Linked DNA regions of Homo sapiens: region 1 is linked to region 2. Evidence: chromatin loops called from intact Hi-C (ENCODE). Cell type or tissue: heart left ventricle. All regions are shown on one strand. Each heading gives the region's core, and the rest is flanking DNA. Links, peaks and the distances in the headings are about the cores only.

Region 1 (8,341 bases), core at 115-8,114, 1.4 Mb after region 2:
TACCTATGCCACAGTTGTAAAGCTCAAGAATGTTGGAGTGGACTTCTGCAGGTGAGGCCAAGGGACCAAAGGTCTGCTCAGGTTACCTTTCCCTACCCTGTGACTTGTCTTTGGTCACCTCCATCAATAAATGTTTATTGAACCGAACTGTAATTACTCCTTGAATCTTCACATTATTCATTCAGTCATTTACACACTAACTCATTCATTCATTCATCAACAAATCAGTGAGTGTTTATCGGGTTCCAATTATATGGTAGATACTTCCTTGCCCTCCTAGTCATCATTATTCATACTTTGGTAAAAGCAACTCACATCCTGATTTCTACTAGTGGAAAAAAAGGGGGAGGTTGTACAAAAGTGTTACAGCAACTAATGCACAATAATTGAAAGTCTTTTTCTCAAATCCACTAACTATAATAATACTAGCTGATGTTTGTTTGCACATTATGATCTGAAAGGTGCTTTTAATTACATTGTTTCTGCATAATGGAGGGAAAGACCTTAGAGACTACTATAAAAGGAGAAACTGTGTAACTTGTTGTAACATCTTGTCAGCTAGCAGAGGCCAGACTTCAGATCTCCTGAGTCCCACCATATACTTTGCTTTACTAATGCTTTGTTTTGTGTGAAATTTCAAACCTTTCCATTGGATCGGTAAACCATATACCTCTACCAAACCATTCCCAATTACAAAATGTCCACTATTGTATCTTGAATTAAACATAAGCATGGGTATTACTTCCATTAAAATGGAATATATGTTTATTTCAGTTGCAGCCATTTTCAGAGTTGAGTGGTAAGTCCTTCAAGAATGTTTGTGATTCTGGATTGATGATTGGAAATCAGATAAAAAAAAAACGATAGAAGCATCCAGTTTGAAAGATCCCTGTCCCATTTCAGTTATTTCAGTTGAGGCAAATCCCCAGCTTCAGGAATAACCTTTGCTTCCTGAGAAACAATCTGATGTGGAACTCAGGCCACCAAATCACACGATTGTTTTTTAGGTTGTTGCCAACAAAGTGGGTGGGAAGAAATAGACAGTCAACCTCGAACTAATAAAACTCATTCGTGCGGGTCCTGTCGCTCCAGTATAAAATTTTAGTTTTGGAGATTTCACTCCTCAGCTTGTTAATTCAGCCACGATAGAGCAGACAGCAAGGTTGATGGAGGAAGAAGCAGTGTTGGGGTCAGAGTGGAGGCAGGCTTTCCTTGGCATTTTAATTTACTCCAGGTCTTTAACCTTCAAGCAGACCCCACAAACCACAGGAAGGGAGAGAGATCAATAAGCACCATGTGTGAGCTCGGAGCTTTTCAAGTTCTTCGACATCTTCTGAGCCTTTCTGTTTCTCCTCTCCTCAAACATGCAAACCCCATACCAAGACAGAGCAAGGCTGGCTCCCATGCTCCACTGCCTTCCAAAAGAGCCTTTATTCTTCAACTTAATGACCCGGCTGCCAGCATTTGCGTTCATGCTGGCAGCTACGCTGAAATGCACGCACCAGCCAAACAGTCCCACTGCCCAAGCCTGGGCTGCTCGTCAGCAACCAGTAACAAAGGGTTGAAACTCAGGTTGGAGCCCGTTTTACGCTGATGAAAACTGTTGGAAAGGCAGTTGTGAAATGGGCCCCAGATTCTTCTCCCAATTGAATATTAAAGTTGTTTTTCTAATGGTATGGACCCCCGGCTCCTGTGTAGCAAATATTAACACCTTCCTTATTTTATAACATCCCAGCTTATTCATTGCTCATGGGTTTCATTATGTCATAAATTTATTTTTATCTTTCTGCCTTGTAGGTTTAAAGTAAAGCAGCCCCCACCCAGCACAGGACTGAAAGTGACTTACAAACCTGGACCTGTAAGTCCTATATGTCATCTGTTGTGTGTGCTTGCGTGCATGCAAGTGACTATGTATAGGTTTCCAGTGAAGTGGGCTTTGAAACCATTCTGCCCATTCCTTTTAAACTATGTATAAGTCTACTGTTTTTAATATCATAAGCAAAAGATTTCTCGTAGTGATACAGTATGTGGCTTGATGGCATTCATTCCATGTAGTAACCATGAGACCAATCCAATGCATAAACAGAGTTAAACTGCCAGCTATAGAAACAATTCTGAAGCTCACCTCACTTGTCCCAATATTACAGTTATTTACCATTGTATAAAAACTACCTTTTCAAAAAGTAAATCCTTATGCGAAGTGAAAAATAATTATTCCGTTCTTCATATTTTACGTAAATCTGGTTTGCTCTCTTGGTATTTGTCAGAGAATATTATTTAATGCCATACTAAGAAATCATATTTGTTTATTTATATTTATTTATTTATTTATTTTGAGACAGAGCCTCACTCTGTCACCCAGGTCAGAGTGCAATGGCATGATCTCAGCTCACTGCAACCTCTGCCTCCTGGGTGCAAGCACTTCTCCTGCCTCAGCCTCCTGAGTAGCTGGGATTACAGGCGCATGCCACCACGTCCGGCTAATTTTTGTATTTTTAGTAGAGACAGGGTTTCACCATGCTAGTCAGGCTGGTCTCGAACTCTTGGCCTCTCTATCCACCCGCCTTGGCCTCTCAAAGTGCTGGGATTACATGCATGAGCCACTGCGCCCAACCAAGAAATCGTATTTATTAAACTCATCAATTGCCTCATTTCTCCAAAGATCTCTGAAAATACAAAATACAAAATGTCAACCTGTTCTGACTTTATTTGATACATCCTCCAAAATGGCATGTTTAGTAAAAAAAAATGCATATTAATAGCATATTCTCACTTTAAATTATAATTTCAGAAATATAGGATGATGTAAACGTAAGTTCATCTTAAATAAAGTCACATTTGTCTTTATCAGTGCATCATCTGACTGCTTTAACACCCCTTTTACTTCATACTTCACTCAGCAAATTTTGAGTTCCTCCCATATGCCATTTAAAGTGGTCAGGGCGCAGAGGATGTTAAAAATGAGTAAGACACGTAAGCAGCTTACAGAGCCAGGCACATAGTGGGTACTCAAGAGAGGTGTGATTGAATGACAGAATGAAGTGAGTTAGTCTGGCAGATGTATGACCCATTCATCACAGATGCGAAGAGTGCATAGGCCTGTGAGAACAGTGCACAAAAGTATCCAGTCCTGTTAACAAGCACCCAATGCTCCCTGAGTCTGAAGCTCTTAAAGCAGCCCCAGTTATAGGCTCACACAGAAGGGTTGGTTTGGTGTAGCACCAAGTCAGTTGGCTTCTTGTCACGACTATGCCATCAAGCAGTTCAGTTAATGCTCTGAGCCTTGTTTTCCTCATCTGTAAAGTTCAGACCAGATTATTTCTTAGCCCCTTCTAGCTGTAATATGCTCTATAGAAAACAGTATTATACAGGCTGAAACTCCAAACAGAAACATTTTGGGATTATATCCACTAATTCATGAGTACTCTCCTGAAGTAATTCATCACTGTACTGTGTCAAGATTTCAGAACCTTCACAACATAAAGCAAAAGACAAAAATCAAAACAAGCCCTTCTTCCACTGTTCTGGGAAGTTAGCAAATCTCATTTTAATTTAAAGTAGGGATTATGCCAAAAGCCAAAATGGCTGTTGGATCAACTTTTATAGGTACTAAAAACCCAGCACGTAGTCTTTGAAGCTCACTCTATACCATAAGGTTTTTTTAGTTTATTTTTTTAAGTTTTTGATAGTAGGTTTTGGCTCTGGCAAAAAAAATATAATCTGTAGACTTCCCCATATGTAAATCTAACCACCGTTCAGCTTGGTTAGTTGCCAACACTAAATGAATCTGCTCAAAGCCTGGGCAAACCTGTATGATGGCAGTATTCCAGCTCTCTTCATGCTGAATTTCATCATTACCCAGCCCTGCTCCAACTGCTGGACTTGGAGGAGAAGGGTCTGCTGCTGGATATCCTCCAGTATGCATATGCTCACAAGTACATTGTTGAAAAAACTGTGAAACATTTTCCAATTCTACTATTTATAAAACTATATTGAAGAAAACATTCCATTTGTATCTAATTGCTTTTCATGTGGTAGTTTCAGATTTATTTTTTTCTAGATAACTGTTCCCAAGTCTGCTTTTTAACCCACCTCCTGGAGAGGCAACTTAGAAACATAAATAGCTCTCTCTTTGCTGGCTAGTGTTCTTTTCAAAGAACAAGGCAAGACGCCCATGCCTTGCTGTGTTCCTTCTTCCTTCTGTATCAGGTTTCTTCTTTGTTGGTGCAATCCTCTTCCACGGGTTTTCAAACTAAGCAGTTGGGCATTTAAACTAATTTTATCTCCCTCTACTGGTTTCATTATTTTATGCATCCTGCATTAGGAATACCCTAAAGTCACATTTGTCCAACCCATGGCCCAGGACGGCTTTGAATGCAGCCCAACACAAATTCCTAAACTTTCTTAAAACATGATGAGATTTTTTTGCGATTTTTTTTTAAACTCATCACCTGTCGTTATTGTTAGTATATTTTGTGTGTGGCCCAAGACAATACTTCTTCTTCTAATGTGGCCCAGGGAAGCCAAAATATTGGACACCCCTGCAAGGAACAGGGTAGGAAAGTTATGGTAGTCACCAAGTCTGTTAGATGAATTTTTTTTTTTTTTTTTTTTTTTGAGATGGAGTTTTGCCCTGTCACCAGACTGGAGTGCAGTGGCGCGATCTCGGCTCACTGAAACCTCTGCCTCCTGGGTTCAAGCAATTCTCCTGCGTTCAAGCAATTCTCCTGCCTCAGCCTCCTGATTTATATTTATATTAGATTAAATTTATCTTTGTCTGCAGTAGCCGCTATTGCAGATTTCACTACTGAAAGTCACTACCGACATTCAAAAACTAGCACAATTAGGAGTATTGCAAAATTTTGCCTTCAGTTCCACTTCCAATAACCTGGCATTTAGCTTCCTTATGCTTTTTCCTAAATAGCACCTGGTTTGCCCCTTCAACAATTTACCCTGGCTCCCCTTTACTTAATGGAATTCTACCTTCATTATGAAGTAATTCCGCTAAATGCTTATAATAACTACCATTTGTTAGTGCCAAATTTATAGATGAAGAAACCAAAGGTAAGAGAGTTTAAGTAACTTGCTCAAATTCATATTATTAAAAGCAAGGTTTGAACTCAGAGTTGTCTGGTCCTAAAGCTACCTTGTGTCTTATAGGTGGCAGCTGGTATGCAGACAGAACTGAATATAGAGTTATTTGCCACAGCTGTTGGAGAGGATGGGGCCAAGGGATCAGCACACATCTCTCACAATATCGAGATTATGACAGAGCATGAGGTTCTGTTCCTACCTGTGGAAGCAAATATCCTTTAAAGTTCAACTTGAGTAATCATATATAGTGCAGAAATTACACGAGTGAGGAAAACATGGAAGTCAAAATGCATCTCTACTTTATTAATTCTATCTTCAAAATCAGAGTTAAATTTATTAAGACAAAGAGCATCTTCATTCATCTTTGAAAGCACCTAGCCAAATCTAAAAAAATACCTGACACATAGTATATGTGCAGTAACTTCAGATTGAATAAATGTAAATGTTATTGGCTATCTACGGAATATCAGACAGAATAATAAAACAGCAAGTATCTATCACAAAAAAATTATAATTTTATGGAAGGATAGGAAATACCTTATTATTATAAAGGTTGGGTATTCACTGAATTATGCATGCATTCCTCCTTATCAGTGTCTTCAGCCAAACAGATATTAGATAGATATCAAGAACCTATTACCTCCAAGGTACTGTATAAAATAGTTTATCATATATAAAAATGGATAATTGGACTCTGTCTTAAAAGGTATTATATAATTTGTAGCAGAAATAAAGTCTTCACATTTTATTTCTATTTTGTACTTTCTCCAGTGGCATGAATTGTGTGCTGCTTGTGTTACAGTTCTCTATTTATTTGATTTTTGAGCTGGATCTTATAGAATGTGAAAACTTGATTGACGGGAACTTTAAGTAAAAATAATGAACAAAACCATGGCAACAGGAAAGCTCCAGGTGTTTGGGATGATTGGCAGGGAGTTCAACTTGCCAAAAGCTTGAGTATTAGGAATATAGTGGGAAAGTAGGTTGGAGTCAAGTTATGAAAGATCTTAAATCCTTGGCTTGAATTTTATTATTTAAGCAGCAGTGAACCACTGCAGATTCCTGACCCTGTGGGTGACATGATCAGCATATCTTTATTAAGATGAATCCAGGGTTATTGTGCAGGACATGTCAAAGGGGAACAACTGGATGTGTAAAAGTACCATTAGAAGTCTACCTGAATGGGCCATGTGTGAGGACAAGAACTGGGAGTGGGGGAACAGTCAACATAAAAGAGGGACATGAATGAAAGACATGGTGGGGGAAGGAAACTGCAAAATCTGAGGTAGAAGCCATTGATGGATGGAAGAAAGAGGACATCGAGTTCAACTTCAAAGTTTTGGGCTGAGGTAATGAATCATGTATATGTAATATTAGATCTCAACTGAGAAGTCAGAATTGGAGATATAATAATTTTAAGCATCGTTTACACAGAGGTGATGGCTGAATGTATGGGCAAGGAACAGAAATCTGGAGTCGGTTTAGGGAGCAGGAGGAAGAAGAGCCAGTGGAGACAAAAGCAGCAATTAGAAAATGGTGAAATACTTCAAAAGCCTTAGGAAGAATTTCAAGGAAAAGACGGACACAATTGACGGATGCTATTGAGATGTCAAAGAAAATTCAGATTTAAAGTGTTAAATTTGGTTGGGATAAAAACTAAATTGCAAAAGGTAAAGAATGACTGTATTAAGAAAGCAGAAACATTAGTTATGGATATTCTTTCAAGAAAATTTATTAAAGGAAAGAGCAAGAGAATATGTTACTCAAGGATGCAACAGAATATAGGAAGGATTTTCAGTTTAATGTAGACCTACATGTTTGTAGGCTGAAGAGAGTGGAGCAGAAGATATATATTAAAAATATGAATGAGTAGAAGTGATTGAAACTGCAATATCCAAAACAGGGCAAAAGAATAATAAAAAACAGAGCTGAAGGGTTAGTCTTGGCAAGGGAGAAGCTGAAGATAGCTGATGATTCAGATATTCCGAGGTGAAGGAGAAAGTTAAAGGAACTTGTGTCAGATAGCACTGATGTCAATAAATGAAGTTTAGTTCATTTGTTCATTTATGCTTTCAAAGATGCCGAAACGCCTGCCTTTATGTAGCTTACATTCCAGTGGGAGGACAGACAATACATAAAGTAAGTAAACCATAAACAATGATGGCAGTAAGTACAATGGAGCAAAATATAAAATAGGAAAGGAAAGTCCTCACTGGGAAAGTCTCTCTCCCTTCCTCTCACCTTCCTCCCCTCCCTTTTTCTCTTCCTTTGAGTAATGACAGGGTTTTTCCATTGTGACAGAAGGAAACTAGCCAAAGAACTAGTTTTTTCCTCTGGTAACTAAATCAAGTGCCCTTACCCTCTCCACACAGGTTATTAGATGCAAATACCTGAGTCACTGCTGCTGATCATAGCAATGAAATCATTTGTATTTATAATAAATTTTCTATTTCCCTGCTTATAGATTAGAGAGAACCTGTCAGACACAGATAAAGGGCAAAAAATCTTATCAGATCTTTTATCTACTTACTTACAGTGTCAACAATGATCTGTCCCTCTCCCCACCAAAAAAAAAAAAAAAAAGCATGAAATCTGATGTAGATATGGTTTGGGGCTTGACCATACTGATGGCTCCTTATAGAAAGCCAGTCACAGTTAGGAGAGAAATGTACACTAGGGAGAACAGAAGACATTCTAGACATTGGCATATCCATCCTCTAACCCCCAAGCCTGAGCATGCAGAATTTGCATTGGATAGACAGTTACCTAAAATTGAACTGATGTTGCCAGAGAAGAAATTCTATGATTCTAAAATGTTATTTAGGTTTATATATGCAAATAATTTAGTCATGAAAAGCACAGCCCTTAACAAGTATTTTACCTGTTTTAACAAGCAGCAATTATGATAAACGACCAAAAGACTTTCCCCAGGGAAAAGAAAATCCAATGGTCCAGAGAACTTCTACAATTTATTCCTCCACACTTGGAGTCTTCATGTCTCGTAAAGTTTCTCCACATTAGGTACAGTAAGTAATAAATGGGAATTTGATTGTCAAGCATTCAAATTTGAGGTATTAGACCCCAGGTTTCTTCCCCTCTTCTTATAGTCAGAAACCTATAAGCCACCTGGCCTGAATGAATGAAAATATTTGTTTAGGCCGGGCCCGGTGGCTCACACCTGTAATCCCAGCACTTTGGGAGGCCGAGGTGGGTGGATCACAAGGTCAGGAGATCGAGACCATCCTGG
Region 2 (8,341 bases), core at 231-8,230:
TTTCAAACAAATGCCCTCCAAGTAGAGTTTTGGAACCCAGCCATATTGTAAACTGTGTGCTGTCCATAGAGCGTTGAACATAGTTTAGGGCATACTGGGAGACATTGATCCAAATGTTTATATAGTGTTTTGAAAGATAAGGACTTTCTTATTCTTTCAAACAGTGGAATAATTTGATTATGCAAAGAGCCCTGGAGGCAGCATGATGGTTCCTTAATATGAATAATAATAACGACAATAATATTGCAACCATTTTTCAAGTACTCCATGATGTACCATGCACTGTGTAAATTGCTTTACATGCATGACTGTTTTAATCCTTGTGGAAATGTTCAACACAAATATTATCATCCCCATTTCACGGGTGAGAAACCTGAAGTTCAAGAGGTTAAAATACTTTGTTCAATATTACATATCTAGTAATGTGTCACGATTCCAGTGGCCTGGCTCTTAAGCACTATAGAAAGAAGAAAATGGGCACAGCCAAGTGTGGTTTATGGAATGACAGAGTTGGCACGGACCTTAGAGGATTAAAATGTCATGGACATATGCAACTTTGCTTTCTTCCCTCAAAAAATCATAACTCAATCAGAAAGTTAAAAAAAATCTTAATTATTCAGCCAATCACTAAAAAATAACTTCTTATGTTTAAATCTGTCTTAACAGTCTACAGAGCACTCTTCTATACGTTATTCCATTTGGTGCTTACAACAATCCAGTGGGCAATCAGAGAGTGTATGTATGAGCCCCATGTTATAGATAAAAACATTAAAGCTCGGATAATTCACGTGAGTATCCAAGCTAATGCAACAGAAATGGCAAAGCCTGACCTGGAATCCTTCTGACTTGTTTCCAATGTCTTTGAGCCAGTATGGAGTGTTACTGGTATGGGGGAGACATTTAAGTCTCTGTTCTGAATGGTCAGAGAGTTGCATAAAATGAGCTTGGTCAATTCCCACAAAATCCAGGCCATTGGGAAAGGAGTTCTATGTGACACTGTGAGATCACTGCACCTGCCTCTTCATCTGCTCAACAAGGATAGAATGTGCAAAACAGACATCAGAATTCACACAAAGCTCCAAAACAGGCTCTGACGTCTACTCTGTCCACTAGTGACTTCAGGTCTTGCAGGTGTACCTATATCTCACAGTGGCAATCACTGGGTTGTAGCAGGAGAGAGAGGAGAAAAGGCAGAGCAGTTGGGGATGGAAGAGCCCAGCTATGGAGTGCAGTTTTTTCTCTCTTTGCCTTCCTCCTGGCTTCTCTGTCTACGGCAACTACCCAGACTGTGTTTCTGAAGGCCATTGCTTTCCACCGATCAACTGTGCCCAAGGAACTAATGACTGAGGGAGTCAGTGGAGTAGAGAAGACAGACTATATTATAAGCTTTGGCACTTGGCAAACATAGGCTGAAATCTCAGCTCTACTACTGGCTCACCACGGTTCTGTGCAAAATTTATTTGTTAAAGGAGAATATTAACATCCATCCCATAGGGCTGCCATGAGGACTAAGCAGTATGGCCCCTTTGAAATTTCTAGAACAGTGCCTTGTATAGACTAGATTGTTAATAAAGGCAGCTCCATGTTCATTATTCCTCCTGTTGATGACATGTGTGATTTCATCTGAGGCTCTGGAAGTGGAAAGCTGCTTCAGGATTTGAGTATTTCTGTCATAGTATAATTTAAACCCTCTGTCAGATTTACTCATTAGTTTATCCAAGAAGGTTTATTGACACACACTCTCAGCCAGGGTGGCGGAGGCATATACTGCTCCCCACATGCTTAACATTTCGCTGTTGCTTAAATACAGGCATGGCTCTGTGACTAGTTCTTCTGGCCAATGGCCTGGGAGTGGGAATAGCAGGTGTGAATTCTAGGCCAAGGATTGAAGAGCTGGTATGTGACCCTCCAGCTTTGTTTCCTCCTCTACAGCGATCCTCCATCCTCAAGAAGGCAAAGCTGTAAGAGAAAGGCCACTTGGATTCCCAAAACGCCATTTGGAAAAGGGTAGCCCTGGAGATCAGCTGATATTGTGTAAGGAAGAAATAAATATTTATGTGTTATCTCACTAAGTTGTTAAGGTTTATTCTTTACTATAACATAGCCTGATTTAACATAATATATCAAAGTATTATGCTAAACACTAGAGATATGGGGGGGGACCTTTATCACATCAGTTTCTGCTCTCAAGAAGCTTACAGTCGAAGAAGACAGACTTTCATAGCTCATCATTTGATAGCTGATACGATTTAGAGTACAACAGGAGTCCCTTTGAGGGGAGAGTTACCTGGGAATTTGGCAATATTCCCATTACCTCTCAAATGATATACCACAAGTGATGTTCCACTCAATCTATTCTAGACAAGCTCCAATTCTCATCTATCTTTAAATTAGGTTATTACTGTCTATCTCATAGGGATCTTGTGAGAATTGAAGGATCTTGTAAAATGCAGAATATAGTAGTAGTTAAGAATAAAAGTTTGCGGATTTTGCTTCCTGCTAATGGACGCTTTATTCTGTTCCATTGATCTGTTATCTATCTTTATACCAGTACCTCCCTGTCTTCATTAGCGTTCTTGGCAGTTCTCCGCAGGTTGATCTGTAGATTCAACTTAACACAATCAGAGGCTCTTCATTAGTGGGACTTTGTAACCCATTTGTTCCAAATAAGCTTATTGCTCAAAGGAACTACATTGTTTGAGACACATTAACTTCTTTACTTTTTTAGGAGCATAGCCATGTCACTGTTTTCTTTTGCTTGTGGCCGGGAAGCAGTGGTCAGAATACTAAATATATCCCTGAAGGCAATAGCAATACCTTTTAGGTTTTCAGAACGCTGTCAAGTGAAAACATTTTAACCCATTTTTCCTCCTATGGACACCCACGAATATTCCACCATACAATTCTAAGACTCAACTTCCTAGACTTAACCTTCTCTGTCTGTATCCTTTTTGAAACCAAATCTTCCTTTGCCCATGCCCTCTGAGTTCCCTAACACCTGTCTCCCTAGGACCATCTTTGCCAAGGTCCTTGCCTTGCAAACTCATAGTTGGCTTCCACGATATCTTCCATTCCCATCCTATCTGGCACTTCATCACCCTTCTCAGTTCCAAGCACACAGAACACACTCAATGACAAACCTTATTCTAATGTCTTCCAGTCCTCAGGGAAAGAAGTGTTTAGACGCAGCCACTCAAAGCCTGGCTCACTGCCGGAGGTGTTAGGAAACACACCACATCACTACCCACAGTTCAGGCTAAAGAAGAGGCTGAAGTCTCAAAGTTAATCTTTTAATGAAAACATCCAGCTTAGCAGTAAATAAGCAACTAGGCCAGAGCAAGGTTGACTTTGAAAGAATTTTGCTGACTTTGCAAATTTACTTCAAAATTAAGTGAAGTTTATTACAAAATTAAACTTCAAAGTGAAGTTGTAATTTCCTACCTGAAATCACCCATTCCCTACCTCTAAATTCAAACTTGATGTTGTCCTCTGCTCATCACAGATTGTTAGAGGTAGGGAGTGGATGATTTCAGGTAGGAAATTACAAAAGTCCCCGGGTTGGAGGAGGGGCTTTTTGTGGTGATGGGGTTGGGGTGGGAGAAGAGCAAGCACAGCCTGGGAGCCCATGGGCAGGACAGCAGTGGGGACCCAGGCCAGGACGGTCCGAGCTTTGGGGATTTTGGAGGGTGCATAGTGTAGAGCCCTCCCTGCCCACAGAACTGTTCTGGGGAAGTAATTATGTCTAGATTAATATGGGAGTCAGGGAGAACCAGTGAAATTTTTGAGTGGAAAATTATTCAGGAATGTAGAAGAAATGCTAGGAAAAGCAAACTTAAAAGTACATGGAAAAATAGAATTAATTTCTCCAGAAGAGTTCTGTAGGGGTCCCAGAAAGGTCACTAATTTGTCCAGGTCTGTTCGTCTCCACTCCTCCCCCAGCTCTTGCCACTGCTCCTTAGTATTGCCACAGCTCACGTGTGTGATGCGCTTACGACGTGCCAGACACACTACACGCATTACTTCATTTGATCTTCACGGAAGGTCAATCTTTTCAAGATTGTCTCTTTTTCAGAAGAGAAAATGAGATTAACGAACATGCCCAAAGCCTTTCAGCAGTAAAGAGCAGAATTGGGATTTGAACCTAGCCTGTAGCCAACACACGGAGCAGAGGAGGCCGAAATCCTGAGCTGTACCGATGACCATAGCAGTGGGGTTTGCCTTTCCTTTAGAACCTGTAGTTAGAGAGCAAAATGATGAATTTACCACTGACTTGTCATACCATCTCCACTCAAGGCTCATTGGCTATTTATTTGGAGGGTAATCCCTACCTGCTATCTAGCCACTAGAGGACAGTATTACCTCAAAAATGCTTTCAAAAGTAGCCAAAATCTGGGTTCTGGAAATTTCTTTTCCATAGCAATTTTCACAATCTCCATAATCAGCCTCTAGGCCATGTCCTCGGTCAGCTCTCACAACACCTGGCCTGCTCACAGTCCCCTGATCCAGACCCTCCCTTGCTGTTTTCCAGACTCCGACTCTGTCTCTCCCTTCCAGAAGGAAGCCTGGTGATGAGCACACACTGGAACATGGTGCTCAAGCTCCAAACTGCAGCCACTCACTCACTAACATCCACATGTTACTTAAATTCTCTGTGCCTCAGTTTCCTCATAATACCTCCCACACTGTAATGAGAAGTAAGTGAGTTAATACTTAAAAGATGCTGGCAGTAGATAGAAAGAACAGTAGAGCTTCTCATGAGAGATTCTCAAGTTTGAAATAATGACCTTCTTGGAGACCTTTTAAATCTGATGATTGCACTGAGTTAAAGAACATCATCTCTACAAGGTAACACACTCTAATATCAGCCTCTAATGTTTGCACCTAAGTGAACTAATCTCAAATAGGGGATATAGGGCCACAGGCAGAGCTATTTGAGGCAGCATTTTTGCAGCACCTCTTGAATTCCAGAGAATGGGTCCATGGATAAGACAGACCAGCTTTGGACCCACCAGCAGGCTTGGAGAATGTTTCAGGATGAGGTTATGAAAAGATATTGGTTTTATTCAGGTGGTCATAGGGTACCCATTGAGCAATATGCCTGCTTATTTTGGATGAAGAGAAATGTCGGGTCATTCTTGAGCTGTCATGACCTAGTCTCTTAGAAAGCAAATGTAGTTTCACAGTAGAATAGAATGCCAAAATTCTTCTTAATGGAGGGGATTAAAAACATGCTAAGTCCTCCTGATCACTGTGGTCCTGTCCTAATCCAGCCATCTATTTTTCCTGAGGTAATTCTGGAAGTCAGGATGAGCCCAGGACTTTGCAGTCTGTGCTCAAGCCCATCAGGGTTAAAGATGAACACTTTGGTGCTGTGGTCAGGTTAATATTAGGTTGGTGCAAAAGTAACCGTGGTTTTGCTATTGAAAGTAATTAATGCAAACTTGGGTCATTGCAAACTGAAGCCAAACCAGTCATAGATGGCTAAGTCAAACTAAAGACAGTTTGCGTATTTCTGCAGCCACCAAGCCCCTTATAGGCTGTGAACCTCTTTGTAATGGCTACCCGGTGGATGGGGGCAGCTCTGCAGAGTCAGTTACTGGAAGAGATGGGAAGAAAACCTGAAAGAGAGCCTGCTGAAGACCTTAGTCCAAGGCCAATGACTTCTGTCATAGGGCTGCATTGTTTGTGTTCGCTTTATAGGGTCTAAAGTAGGAAGGAAGTGTGTCCCTCTAGCTGCTGAGCTTGCTACATAGATCAGATCTGACTGGAGGAAGCGGGGTTTCTGGATGTGAAGATGAGTTAGGTAGCTAGAGCTGGGATTGTACACCTTCCCAAGATCATGGAGAAAGTCAGTTGCTGGGCACAGGAAAAACAATCAGGATTTCAGAATCTGCTGGGTATCCGGGGTTGAGGACATGGGTGCCTATGTGTGAAATGCTGTGGGATCCACTGTCAACAGCCTGTTGATGTGAGAGTCCCTGGCATCTTGGAGACAGTGTGTATTCTTCAAGGCATTTATGTTGATCCAGGATCAAACACAACTTACTGTGAGTTAGGTGGCTTCAGCAGGAGAGAAAGTTTCTTCTACTCAGAAAGCAACAATGTGCTCCCTAAAGTCACCTAATATTGTAACATCCTCTGTGCTCAGACACTCAGCACCCTGTGCCGAGCAATGATAAGGCATGTAAACGGCCTAGCATTGCCCTTAGTACCAATAAATGCTCAAGAAATGGTTGCATTATTTTCAATAATAGTAATTAATAACACTTACAGAGCATTTACTATGTGCCAAGCAGTGTATTAAGGGTTTAGCAGTTCTTCACTCATTAGGTGGGGATCATTTTTATCTCTGTTTTACAGATATGGAGGTGGAGGCCAGGCATTCCGGAATTCAAAGCCAGGCATTCTGGCCCCAGAGTCCACATTTAACTATTGTGCTTTTAATTAATACTGCAAAGAGTTGCCAATAGGAGACCAGAGGAGGGCAAGATGGCTTCTGGCTAGGGTGACCAGGGAACACTGCCAGAATGACAGATATTTCAGCTGGCCCTTTCACATAAATTGAACTATATTTTCTTCTACTAGCCCTAGTCCTTGGGTCTGAAACTGAGCCCACAGGTCCTGCTGTTACATGAACTGGGGTATGGGTATATAGCCAAGGCCTCAGGCCTGCTGAACCAAGAGTTTATTCAGCAGGGAGTGGGAAGCCAGTAGTTAAGCTGGTAAGGAACTCTTCAAGACTCTCTGAGTCTTCAAGAAAGTTCTAACAGCCCACTGGGGGACTTTTGCCTCTGCCTACATCAAAACACATTTTTTAAAAAGCTTCTGCTTTGTACTTGCTGTTCCTTCATTCTGGAACATACTAATCATTCCTCATCCTTAGGACTCAGTTGATGTGTTTCTCCATCCATGAAACCTTCCTCAGTGCCACTGGGCAGAGCTGGCTGTGTGTGTGTGTGTGTGTGTGTGTGTGTGTGTGAGAGAGAGAGAGAGAGAGAGAGAGAGAGAGGGAGAAACTTGTCACACGGTATTGCGGCTTGTCATTACAGTGTGGCTTTTTCAGGACTTTGAGTTCCTTGAGGCCAGGAGCCATGTTGTATTCATTCTTGAATCCCACTGCCCGGCCCAGAGCCTGGTACATAGTAGGTGCATGATGATTGTTTATTGTGGAATTAGAGAACAGATTTTAAAACTTGAATTCTCAAAGAAGGAGGGGCAGGATGCAGTCAGCATTACTCATTCCCATCTCTGCCCAGTCTCACCCTGCTCTCTCTGCTTTCTACCATGGTCTCCTCTGGAAGGGTATGGCCAACTTAATGCAAAGGTCAGGGCATCTTTGGTTCTTGGACTGATGTTTACATTTTTGAACTCTCAAGGACGTTGACATATCCAGCAGCTGAACTCCAAGTGAGCACACCAGCTTATGTTGGTACAATCAGCTTCACTGGGGGTAGCTTTATTATATTATAAAAGTCTAGTGAGACCCTCAGTCCCTTCCTCATATGGGCACCACTGACTCCCATTTAGAGCCTAATATGGTTTAGCTGTGTCCTCACCCAAATCTCAACTTGAATTGTATCTCCCAGAATTCCCAACAACCCAAGGTTGCATTAATTACTTTTAATGGCAAAACCACTGTTACTTTTGCACCAACCTAATATTAACCTATTGTGGGAGGGACCCATGGGGAGGTAATTGAATCATGGGGCCAGTCTTTCCTGTGCTATTCTCATGATAGTCAATAAGTCTCATGAGATCTGATGGATTTATCAGAGTTTCTGCTTTTGCTTCTTCCTCATTTTCTCTTGCTGCCCGCATGTAAGAAGAAGTGCCTTTTGCCTCCCGCCATGATCCTGAGGACTCCCCAGCCATGTGGAACTGTAAGTCCAATTAAACCTCTTTTCTTCCCAGTCTCGGATATGACTTTATCAACAGCATGAAAATAGACTAATACAATAAATAGGTGCCAGTAGAGTGGAGCATTATTGAAAAGATACCCAAACATCTGGAAGCGACTTTGGAACTGGGTAACAGGCAGAGATTGGAACAGTTTGGAGGGCTCAGAAGAAGACAGGAAAATGTGGGAACTTCCTAGAGACTTGTTGAATAGCTTTACCCAAAATGCTGATAGCAATATGGACAATAAGGTCCAGGCTGAGGTGGTCTCAGGTGGAGATGAGGAACTTGTTGGGAACTCAAGTAAAGGTGACTGTTGTTATGTTTTAACAGAGAGACGAGTGGCATTTTGCCCCTGCCCTAGAGATTTGTGGAACTTTGAAATTGAGAGAGATGATTTAGGGTATCTTGTGGAAGAAATTTCTAAGCAGCAAAGCGTTCAAAA

Evidence for each region. A loop is a pair of places that touch in the nucleus more often than their neighbours do. Peaks named below come from ENCODE experiments on the same cell type or tissue, not always from the same donor. Only the 100,000 strongest peaks of a DNase experiment are listed, where the experiment ranks them.
Region 1: it touches region 2 in a loop (6-fold over the local background); 2 of 110 quality-filtered maps call a loop at or near these places.

Annotation. Positions count from the first base shown.
Region 1 is chr1:117,963,573-117,971,913 of GRCh38, reverse strand. WDR3 (WD repeat domain 3) reads right to left here. Exons shown (of 27, transcript NM_006784.3): 27 at 5,371-8,341. It overlaps SPAG17 (sperm associated antigen 17), which reads left to right. Exons shown (of 49, transcript NM_206996.4): 45 at 1-51; 46 at 1,798-1,858; 47 at 5,161-5,305; 48 at 7,976-8,115. The coding sequence ends at 8,115. Among named protein-coding and RNA genes, the nearest start is that of WDR3, 38 kb to the right of the region's middle. In heart left ventricle, for the core only: a CTCF peak has its summit at 4,307 (motif pointing left); no DNase peak of the experiment used is centred there.
Region 2 is chr1:119,363,702-119,372,042 of GRCh38, reverse strand. It overlaps HAO2 (hydroxyacid oxidase 2), which reads right to left and starts at 3,258. Exons shown (of 8, transcript NM_016527.4): 1 at 3,141-3,258. HAO2-IT1 (HAO2 intronic transcript 1) reads right to left here and starts at 3,097. Exons shown (of 2, transcript NR_046780.1): 1 at 3,035-3,097; 2 at 1,712-1,959. In heart left ventricle, for the core only: a CTCF peak has its summit at 4,347 (motif pointing right); no DNase peak of the experiment used is centred there; H3K27me3 peaks cover 463 bases.